2 separate regions of the Homo sapiens genome follow, and region 1 is linked to region 2. A link is an interaction called in ENCODE POLR2A ChIA-PET data of the cell type or tissue named here. Cell type or tissue: HepG2. All regions are shown on one strand. Links, peaks and the distances in the headings refer to the core of each region. The heading gives the core; the rest is flanking DNA.

Region 1 (5,388 bases), core at 191-5,190, 260 kb before region 2:
GAGTTCCAAACCTTCCCTCATCTTCCTGTCTTCTTCTGAGCACTCCAAACTGTATCAACCTCTGCCCGCTACCTAGTTCCAAAGTTGCTTCCACATTTTCAGGTATCTTTATACCAATTGCCCTCTTCTCTGGTACCAATTTTCTGTATTAGTTCATTCTCACATTGCTATAAAGACATACTGGAGACTGAGTAATTTATTTTAAAAAGAGGCTTAATCAGCTCATGGTTCTGAGGCTTCTGCTTCTAGGGAGGCCTCAGGAAATTTACAACCATGGCAAAAAGTGAAGGGGAAGCAGGCATAGCTTCACATGGCTGGCAGGTTGCAGGGGAGGTGCTACATACTTTTAAACAAGCAGCACTAGGGGGATGATCCTAAACCATTAGAAACTGACCCCATGATCCAACCACCTCTCACCAGGCCCCTCCACCAACACTGGGGATTACAATTTGACATGAGATTTGGGTGAGGACACAAAGCCAAACCATATCACCAGCTATATATTAAGGTTCCCATGACTCCTCACCTTGGGTTCAGTAATTTGCTAGGAGAGCTCACGGAACTTAGAGAAATACTTTACTTACATTTACCAGTTGATTACAAAGGATATTACAAAGGATACAGATGAACAACCTGATGAAGGGATATCTTGATACAGTTAGGATATTTGTCCCTGCCCAAATCTCATCTTGAATTGTAATCCCCAGTGCTGGAGATGGGGCCTGATGGGAGGTGTTTGTATCCTGGGGGCGGATCCCTCATGGTTTAGTGCTGTCTTCATGACAGTGAGTTCTCGTGAGATCTGGTCATTTAAAAGTTTGTAGCACCTCCCTCCCAATTCTCTCTCTCCTGCTTGCTCCTGCTGTTGCCATGATGTGCCTGAGCCCCCTTCACCTTCTGCCATGATTGAAAGCTTCCTCAGGCCTCCCCAGATGCCGAGCAGATGCCAGCACCATGCTTCCTGTAAAGCCTGCAGAACCATGAACCAATTAAAACTCTTTCCTTTATAAATTACCCAGTCTCAAGTGTTTCCTTATAGCAATGCAAGAATGAACTAATACATACATAGAGCAAGGCATGGATGGGCGACTACCCTCCCAGCACCTTTATGTGTTCAGCAACCTGGGAGTTCATTAAATTGCATTATTCAAGAGTTCTAGAGAGCTTAATCTCTAGCCCCCACCCCTTTCCTGGAGGTTGGTGGGTGAGGCTGAAATTTCCAACCCTCTAATTCCCTAATCACTTGATTTTTCTGATGTCTGGCCCTATCCTGAGTCTATCACAGGGGGCCCACCACAAGTCAACTTATTAGCATAAAGTCAGGTATGATAAAAAGAGGCCATTATGAATAACAAAACACTCCTTTTTTTCCCCACACTCCGGGAAATTTTGAGTGTTTCAGGATCTCTGACAGGAATTGGGACAAAGACCAAATATATTTTGTTTTATACCACAGTAAGTTCTGGAGCCATCCAGACCTGTGTTCAAATGTCAGTGACACTATTATCCACTGTGTGAACTTGGATAAGCTAATGAGCCTCTATAAGCTCCAGTTCCCTAATCTGGAATATGAGGATAATAATAGTACCCAATTCACATGGCTATTGTGATACTTATTTTAAAAAAATGATATTTATAGTGTGCTTAGGACAGTATATGGCACATGAGGATTTAATACATGTTAGATAATATGACTGTTATAATTTTGCTAAACTCAGCTCCATTCTTGAAATTATGTCCAATACTTGGGGTCATTCTGATTACAGCCTATCAAATTTCTAGGCAGCCATGCACCATCCCCCTCCATATCATAATTAGTAGGTGCTCAAAAAATATTAGTGCCTAACAGGAAGTTTATTCACGTGGGGTGCGTTTCACTCCTGCACACACAGTTATTACTGGTAGTGGCAGCTGCTGATGCTATATTTTCCCCTCTTTGTTGACCAAAATAAAACGAAAAAAAAAAATAGACAACAAGAGTATCTTGGGTATGTGTTTGAAGAAAGTACTCCATCACGAGAGAGAAAGAATCGTAAAGAGAAAGGGATTACTCTCATGTGGTCAATTTGAGAAAGCGCAAGAACTGGGCTTGGCTTCAGCTTGCCCCCAGTAGAGCATTCTTTCATACATTCCCACTGACCACAAAACCCACACCACTACCTCACTGATGCTATACCTGCTAACTCCAAGGCTTTAGTCACACAAAGAACACAGCCATTCTTCTTTGCTCTCATAATGTTTAACCATGTCTTTTACTTACAGAATTTCAGAAACTGGCTTTGGGGGATCCAAAATCAAACCAAGGTTGCAGAGTGTCCTACCTGGGAAGGAATGCCGAAAATCTGATTTAAACCCTCTTTGCTGCTCCCAGATAACCAGTTGGCCCATTACTCAAGAAAAACATAGCAACGCGCTATGCTACATACCCTACCCCTCACATGCTTTGTCCAGCCCAGCCTGCATATCTTACCCCTATTGTCAATTCCAGCACTTTGTCTCATAAAAAATCCCTACCAGCTCTTTTTCAGAGAGTCACCAGAAGGTCCTTGTGCCTCTGCTGTCTCCCTTGCACTCAAGCACAAACACCAGATAAAAGCCTTGTCTGAGGAATCTGCTTGGCTCCATGTTAATTTTTATTACATGGGGAGCCTCTGGTCTGTAACAAATTATTGTGAAAGACTGATGATTAGACAAACTGGCCTAAACTTTCTCCAATGGTTTGTTCCAGTGAATAATTTTCCTTACACTTGATTTGCCCTACTGGGGGGATAGGTTCAATTCATTCTTTCAATCAACAAGTATTTATGAATTACCTACCATATTTATGATATGAGATACACTGTGAATACCTCTTCTACATCTACTCCAACCTTAATTAACTTCTATTCAATATTCAGAACTCAGTTTAAATACCACTTCCTCTGATGAAACTTATATTTAGGCCAGGTCAGCCTGGTATGTACTCTCATGGCACTAGGGGGTCTTATATTTTATGCATTTTGAAGTATGCACTAATGTCTTTGCTTTTTTGGTGAGTGTGTGCTTAAGGCCTGTCTTTTCTGTAACACAGATGAAGACAGGGACTTTGCTTTTGCTCAAGATTGTAACTCTGGTACTTATCTTCGTACTTAAGTGAGAGGCTCTGATGAATGAGTTATCAGAATCTCACTATAACACTACTCACCAAAGTACTTTTTGTTTGTGGTAACCTCTGACTGCCAGGGGCACCTACAGAAAGTATGGTGATGAAAATCTGTACCTGAAGGTAGTCTCTTGTATGAGGTAACCCCATGGTGAATCTCTGAGGAAGTTATAAACACCAATAACAAAAAAGCAGAAATGAAAAAATAAAAAAAGAAGTTCATCCTGGGTCAATATTATTCTGGTAGTCAACATTCTAATAATTCTTTTAAAACTATGTCTTGATGTGTGCCCTTTTTCCATGATCACACCATAGCTAATGTGGTTAAGCAGATAAAGACTTAGGCATGTTTGACTTTATTTTCACTTTAGCAAATAATTAGAATTTCTACCGTGAAAACATGCAATGACGTCATGGTAGAGAGGTTTTATCAGTGTGTCTTCAGAAAGTAACAATAAATTACAAGTCTGATGTAAAGTTATTAAAAACTAGGTTACAAACCCACATTGCAGACTTCCTTCTTTAATCAAGAGGAAACTATAAACCAAAAATAAAATTCTAAGCCCCTCAGCTGACTGAATGGATCCCCCTTGGCCAAAGGGATTCAAAAAAACACCTGAAAAACTAGTTCAGGCCATGATGGGAAAGAGGGGGTGAAACATGCCTCATTATACCCTCCTTCCTTTTGAGTTTAGACACAACTGACCAGAACTGACATTAAAACAGGAATCTTAAGACTGTCAAGACAAAATCTTGGTAGCAGTAAGACAACAGATTCCAATCTGACTCTGGTATAACATCACGTGACAGCCAGTGGGCCCTGAAGGAAATCAAATTATTTTACCTCAAATTATATTTCTTTACATATTTTGAAACGGCCCTGCCAAGCTGTCACTTGTGGGTGAAAAAATTATGTTCTGTAAAGATTCCCTTATTAGGTCTTTTCCAGAAAGTCTGACAATTTTTAAGGTCCAATAAAAGACATTCACATCTATTCTCGCTGAAGCCTGGAGGCTTCATATACATGATAAGAACGTTGGTTTCCACAAAGCACCCCCTTACCTTAATTTAAGCTGACATCAACTCTTGGGGCGGAGCTTAACTCTGTCAACAAACTGCCAATCAGGAAATCTTTGAATCCACTTATGACCTGGAAGCTCCTGCTTCTAGATGTTCCACCTCTCTGGGCCAAACCAATGTATACCTTGCATGTATTGATTTATGTCTTTGCCTGTAACTTCTGACTCCCTAAAATGTATAAAATGAAGCTGTACCCCAACCACCTTGGGTATATGTTCTCAGGGCCTCCTGAGGCTGTATGGGCAATGGTCCTTAACCTTGGCAAAATAATCCTCTAAAATTGAGACATGTCTCAAATACTTTTTGGTTTACAAAACCTTTCCCAGAATCCCCCAGGCTTTCCCTCATATTTCATTGGCCAGACAGTTCCTAAGTCAATCACAAACTTAGACCAATCAAAACTGCTCTCCTGAGACTGGGCCCGCTTCCCCAGGGAGTTTTACTGTCCATGGTCAACAAAAACTGGGACCTCTGAGCCAGGAACTAGGAACCTACTTTGAAGACAATCCCCACTGTCTGCTCCTATTCTACTCTGCAGCCTCAGCTTCTTCATCTCTACAATGAGGGGAAATTGCATCCTTCACTGACTCCACACACACTTTTTCAGCTCCCATTTTGTGTCCAGTACTGCGTTGAGTCCTGGGGATTCAAAGATTCCGTTCTTCTTGTTTGGGTAGCTGAGACCTATCAGAAGTGCTTCAGGGGCCAGGTATTTAAATTTATACATCTAAGTATATAAATTTATCCTACTTGCTTTCTAATTCAAACTTTTAATTTAAAACACACACACAGCTGGTCAAAATGAACACATTTTGGCTGGGGGGAGTGGGGGGATTTGGTTTCTTGTTTGCAGGTCCTTGAGGATTCCCCTGCCAAAAAAATTGCAATGAAACGTGTTAAGTGTAGTATTAGACTGAGATAGGCAAAGAGTGATATGGCTTACACCAGAGAGGCACCCAACCCAGCCTGGGAGTGATGCAGCTCAGGATGGAATGGGGATATGCTTAGATCTGCATGTTGAAACCACATCCCCAGCTGCACGACCTGGAAACATAGAAATCAGCCCAGCCACACCTCTCCCTTACCCTCCCATTGACCAAGTCCTATAGATTCTAAAATAATTCTTGAATCCACCCAGTGCTCTTATTCCAACTGCTGTGTCCTTC
Region 2 (5,376 bases), core at 1-5,000:
TTAATATTCAAAAAGGGATGCTTAGGAAATATAAAATTATAAAAATTCAATATAACCACATAGTATGTGTTTCCATTTATATGAAATACCCACAATAGGCAAATCCATAGAGACAGAAAGCAGATTAACAGTTGCTGGGGCCTGGGGAAAGAGGCAAGTAGGGAGTGACTGCTTAATGGCTATGCAGTTTCTCCACATAGCGAGAAAAATGTTCTTGAACTAGATAGTGATGATGATTGCACAGTAGTATCATGAATATACTAAATACTACTAAATTGTATACTTTAAAGTAATTAAAATGATAAATTTTATTTTACATGTATTTTATCACAATAAAAAATCACATTGCTAACCTGAATAAAATTCAAGTTTTATATATATATATATATATATATATATATATATATATATATATATATATATTTTCCTGTAGTACATATTGACATAAACATAAAAGCAGGAAAACATAAAAGCAAATGAGTTTGCCATCTGAAATAATCACATGAGCCCCCACTGACACCCTTTGGGAAACATTGATTTAAAGGTTTAATGAAATATCATTGAATGTAGAGATCCTGATCCATATCTCAAAGCTACCACTTATTGTCTGTGTGATCTTAACATTTCTAAATCTAAGATTCCTTATTGTAAAATCAGGATCATACAGCCATGCACTGCATAATGATATTTTAGTCCACAAAGGACCACATATTTGGTGGTGGTCCTATAAGATTTTAATGCCACAATTTTGCTGTACTCTATGTTTAAATATGTTTAGATAAACAAATACTTGCCATTGTATTGCAGTTGCCTACAGTATTCAGTACAGTAACATGCTGCACAGGTTTATAGCCTAGGTGTGTAGTAGGCTATACCGTCTAGGTTTGATGTTTGCATAATGATGAAATTGCCTAACAGCTGCATTTCTCAGAGTGTATCCCCATTGTTACACGATGCATGACTGTGTAAGTACCTGCCTTATAAGTATCTTTTGAGAATTAAATGGAATAATTTACATAACACTTTTAGAAGCCAGGCTGTCACTTAATACGAATTCAAGAAGTGATAACTACCTTTATAACATTTAATATTATTATTATTTTAATTATCAGTACCAACTCCATCTGTTTACAGAGGAGGGTTCATCATAGGCCTGTAATGTGCATTTTCTGGAATTTTTACCTCTTCAAAATTTTGCCAACTGGAGCACTGAGGGGAAAATTTACAAATCAGTATTAAGTAATGGATTTTTTGTTTGTTTGTTTGTTTTTGAGACGGAGTCTCGCTCTGTTGCCCAGGCTGGAGTGCAGTGGTACAATCTCAGCTCACTGCAACTTACGCCTCCCAGGTTCAAGTGATTCTCCTGCCTCAGCCTCCCAAGTAGCTGGGACTACAGGCATGTGCCACCATGCCCAAATTTTTGTATTTTTAGTAGAGATGGGGTTTCACCATGTTGGCCAGGATGGGCTCCAACTCCTGACCTCAGGCGATCTGCTCACCTTGGCCTCCCAAAGTGCTGGGATTACAAGCATGAGCCCCCTTGCCCGGCCTAAGTAATGGTTTTTAAATCAGCTGAGAAATTCCCACATTAGGCCCTTTAGGTAAGGAAGATACGGATCTTCCCAAGCAGATGTGGATCATCTTCAGTCAAGGACGTACCAAGAGCCTAGATTTTCCAGGGAGGAGGCAATCTGTTTATCTTAAGCTCAGCCTGATTGCGAAAACCTGTTGTAAGAGGCCAGCAGTGCAGAAAGTGAGACCAGAAGCCTATGGAGGAAGGCTGTGAGCTTTTCCTACCACATCTCCACTGTATTACCCACAAGACATCAGAGAGGCTGCAAGACTGAGGCTTTCACATTCTTGTGGGTCCTGCTTTTTCTCTGTGGTAAAGAACCTGCAGAAAGCAATGCCTCTACTCAGACAAGCTGTCCATTCCTTCCCCATATCAGACAGAAGTGAATCTGATGGGAAAGAATCTCTCAGATTGGGATCATTTTCTCCCTTCCTGCAAAACTCTTTTCCCATTTCCCTCCCCTTCTTTGGGCTATAGCATGAGGTAAGCTTCCTCAAGTTCATGCTAACAAACATAAAAATGCATTAAACAATTTATGTATGTGTGAACGTGCACACACATGCATGCACACATTCAGTCCATAAGCAGATACTCAAATCGAGGAATTAGAAAACCTGACCTCACTGAGATCTAACCTGTTGAAATAGTATTTAATTACCATTTTTTCAAAAACTTTAGACATTATGGCAGAGGAGCAAAGAAATCCTTACCTCATGGTTGCTGTAAATTAGGCAGCCGTTCTGCAGGGTTTTGCTTAGCCAGGCTCCTCTGAGATCTGGCTATTCTGTCTTGTGGATTTTCAGTTACGTTTAAACCCCAAGACAGTGTTATATAAGGGAGCTAAACAGCAGCCAATGGTGTAAGCTGTGGGTGTGTCCTTGCAAGTTGGAAACCTAGGGAAACCGAAAGGGGAAAGTGAAACTAAAGCTAGCGGAATTCCTGCTGACGGGGGGGGGTGGGGAATGAAACTTTGTTTCTATTTTAAAACAGATAAACTGCAGACCTGCAACCATAGATGTTTCTAGTGCTGCAGAAACCCAATGACTGGCCAGCATTTGGAACGAGATTCACGTCCTCCCTAAAGAACATCAGTCCATTGCTGCCTATTGTGGCAGTTGGTGGCTGGATTCTGGATGAATACACAGAAAAAGGAGAATTGAAGGAGATAGCTCTATTTTCAGTTTCTATATTTAGAAGGAACCTACTATCAAATATAAAAATCTACTCTTAATTAATTGAGTAACAAGGCTTTTGGTTGCTGGTTGCTTTTTGGTTGCTTACTTTTGGTTTCAGCTTGACGGAAATAAGCAACCAATCTGGTTTAGGAATGAAGGAAAGAGACCAATACCTAGAAAGCCTTCTAACCCCTGATGACTTAGGCAGGAGGTAAAAGCAAGGAGGTATGGTTTGAAATAGAGAGCCCTCTATTGCTCCATCATGGACACTGTCATTCTGAATCAAATTCCAGTACAACCTCCACTACAGTTCATGGAATTTGAGTTTAAATAGTTAGCAACTACCTGGCACATAGAAGCATGCAAATAAGTGGTAACTATTATTATTATTATTTTCAGTCATCAAGTTAAAAATAATGATTCTTGGCTGGGTGCGGTGGCTCATGCCTGTAGTCCCAGCACTTTGGGAGGCCAAGGTGGGCGGATGACAAGGTCAGGAGATGGAGACCATCGTGGCCAACATGGTGAAACCCCCTCTCTACTAAAATACAAAAAATTAGCTGGGTGTGGTGGTGTGCACCTGTAGTCCCACCTACTCGAGAGGCTGAGGCAGGGGAATTGCTTGAACCTGGGAGGCAGAGGTTGCAGTGAGCCGAGATCACACCACTGTACTCCAGTCTGGTGACAGAGCGAGACTCCGTCTAAAAAAATAAATAAATAAAAAATAAAAAATTGTTGTCCGGGTGCATTGGCTCAGGCCTGTAAGTCCCAGTATTTTGGAAGGCAAGGCGGGAGGATCACTTGAGCCCAGGAATTGTAGACCAGCCTGGACAACATAGGGAGACCCCAACTCTACAAAAAAACTGAAAAAAAAAGCTGGGTGTGGTGGTGTGTGTCTGTGGTCTCAGCTACTCAGGAGGCTGAGGTGGGAGGCTCACTTGAGCCCAGGAGGTAGAGGCTGCAGTGAGCCATGGTCACACCACTGCACTCCAGCCTGGGCAACAGAGTGAGCCCCTGTCTCAAATAATCATAACAATATATAAAAACAATGTTTCCTTTAAAAAAACCTACCTACTTTGTCTTTTAACATAAGAAGCAGAAGAGGAGCAGGTGCAAGAGTATTTTCCTTTTGGAAACACTTAACTGGGCACACTGCCAGATCTAAACAGTTTCTGCTCAACTCCCTGCCAGACTCATCTCCCATGTCAGCTCTCACCAATTCTGTAAGCTTCCACAGAGAGTTCAACAACTAGTTAGAAAGTTCTACACAAATAAGAATTTCTGAATTAATAGGACAGGTTTTGTCTTGCACTCAGATACATGATCAGGCCATAAGCAAATGCTGAAACAGATGAATTAGAAAACATCTTTTGGGGAGCAAGATGTCTTTGGAATTCTTATGGGAAAAAATGGGTTTTCAATTTGCCAATGCACTAGATAGCATGCAGAGATATGAACAAAAAGTTTATCTTGCCATTGCTGTGAATTTGGCAGCAGTCTTGGTTCTACGGGGCTATGGCCCAGGCTGATTAGGTATTCAGAATCTTGCTTAGTGTCTCTTTGGGCTAAACAAACCCATGAGGGACACAGGATAGAACAGCATTAAGGAAAGAAAAGCCAATCGCGCGCGTGTGTGTGTGTGTTTACAGATAAAAAAGAAAATGGGAACCAGAGAGGATCAAACATTTAGAAAATGAAATTTCAGCACTAGGTTGTGAGTTCATTCCCAGGAGTCTAAGCTGGGCTCTGCAAGGGACTGACCAGTTATGATAAACTGCTTCACCTCTATGAATCTCAATTTCCTCAGCTGAGAAGTCATTTGGAATAGGTTGGCAGATCTCAACCCTCACTGCACATTAGAATCAGCCAGGTAAATCTCAAAAATAATGCTAACTATGCCCATTCCAGAACAATTGAACATATACTTAGGTACAGGCCTCTGGCTCAGTATTAAAAAGAAATCTTCAGCCTGGGCACAGTGGCTCACGCCTGTAATCCCAGCATTTTGGGAGGACAAGACGGGCGGATCACCTGAGGTTGGGAGTTCGAGACCAGCCTGACTAACATGGAGAAACCCCGTCTCTACTAAAAATACATAATTAGCCGGGCGTGGTGGCACATGCCTGTAATCCCAGCTACTCGGGAGGCTGAGGCAGGAGAATCGCTTGAACCCGGGAGGTGGAGGTTGTGGTGAGCCGAGATCGTGCCATTTCATTGCACTCCAGCCTGGGCAACAAGAGTGAAACTCCATCTCAAAAAAAAAAAAAAAAAAAAAAAGAAAGAAATCTTCAGGTGATTTTGATGTAGACCTGCGCCCTGAGCCGGGAACCAGGGCCTCAATTATCCCTAATGTCTATTGTATGTCTGAAATTCTCTGACTGAGAGATATGGGACTCAATCCCTGGACCCACTTCCTGTTCTGTGAGGCCCAGATTCAGTATTTTACGACTCAATGCCTTGTTTCCTCACCTACACAATGGGTAATGAATTCCTTAGTCTCTTCTTCATTCACAGGATGATATGGAAAAAGAATGTTATTCTGAGTGTATTTTTTAAAAATTATAATATGATAATATGGACAAATGCTAAGCCATTTCTGCTGAAGGGTCTCAAATATCCAATCACAAC

The links. Peaks named below come from ENCODE experiments on the same cell type or tissue, not always from the same donor. Only the 100,000 strongest peaks of a DNase experiment are listed, where the experiment ranks them.
Region 1: POLR2A ChIA-PET joins it to region 2 with 13 read pairs; 4 of 35 experiments call an interaction of 5 or more read pairs at or near these places.

What each region holds. Positions count from the first base shown.
Region 1 is chr10:89,650,256-89,655,643 of GRCh38, reverse strand. PANK1-AS1 (PANK1 antisense RNA 1) reads right to left here. Exons shown (of 5, transcript NR_184344.1): 5 at 3,483-5,091. Among named protein-coding and RNA genes, the nearest start is that of PANK1, 7.7 kb to the right of the region's middle. In HepG2, for the core only: no CTCF peak of the experiment used is centred there; a DNase peak (open chromatin) is centred at 2,153.
Region 2 is chr10:89,389,625-89,395,000 of GRCh38, reverse strand. It overlaps IFIT1 (interferon induced protein with tetratricopeptide repeats 1), which reads right to left and starts at 2,378. Exons shown (of 2, transcript NM_001548.5): 1 at 2,284-2,378. The coding sequence starts at 2,288. It also overlaps a transcript of LIPA not described here. RefSeq lists enhancers at 1,649-1,698, 2,500-2,549, 2,780-2,829 and a silencer at 3,382-3,543. In HepG2, for the core only: a CTCF peak has its summit at 2,976; a DNase peak (open chromatin) is centred at 2,440; H3K4me3 peaks cover 1,688 bases.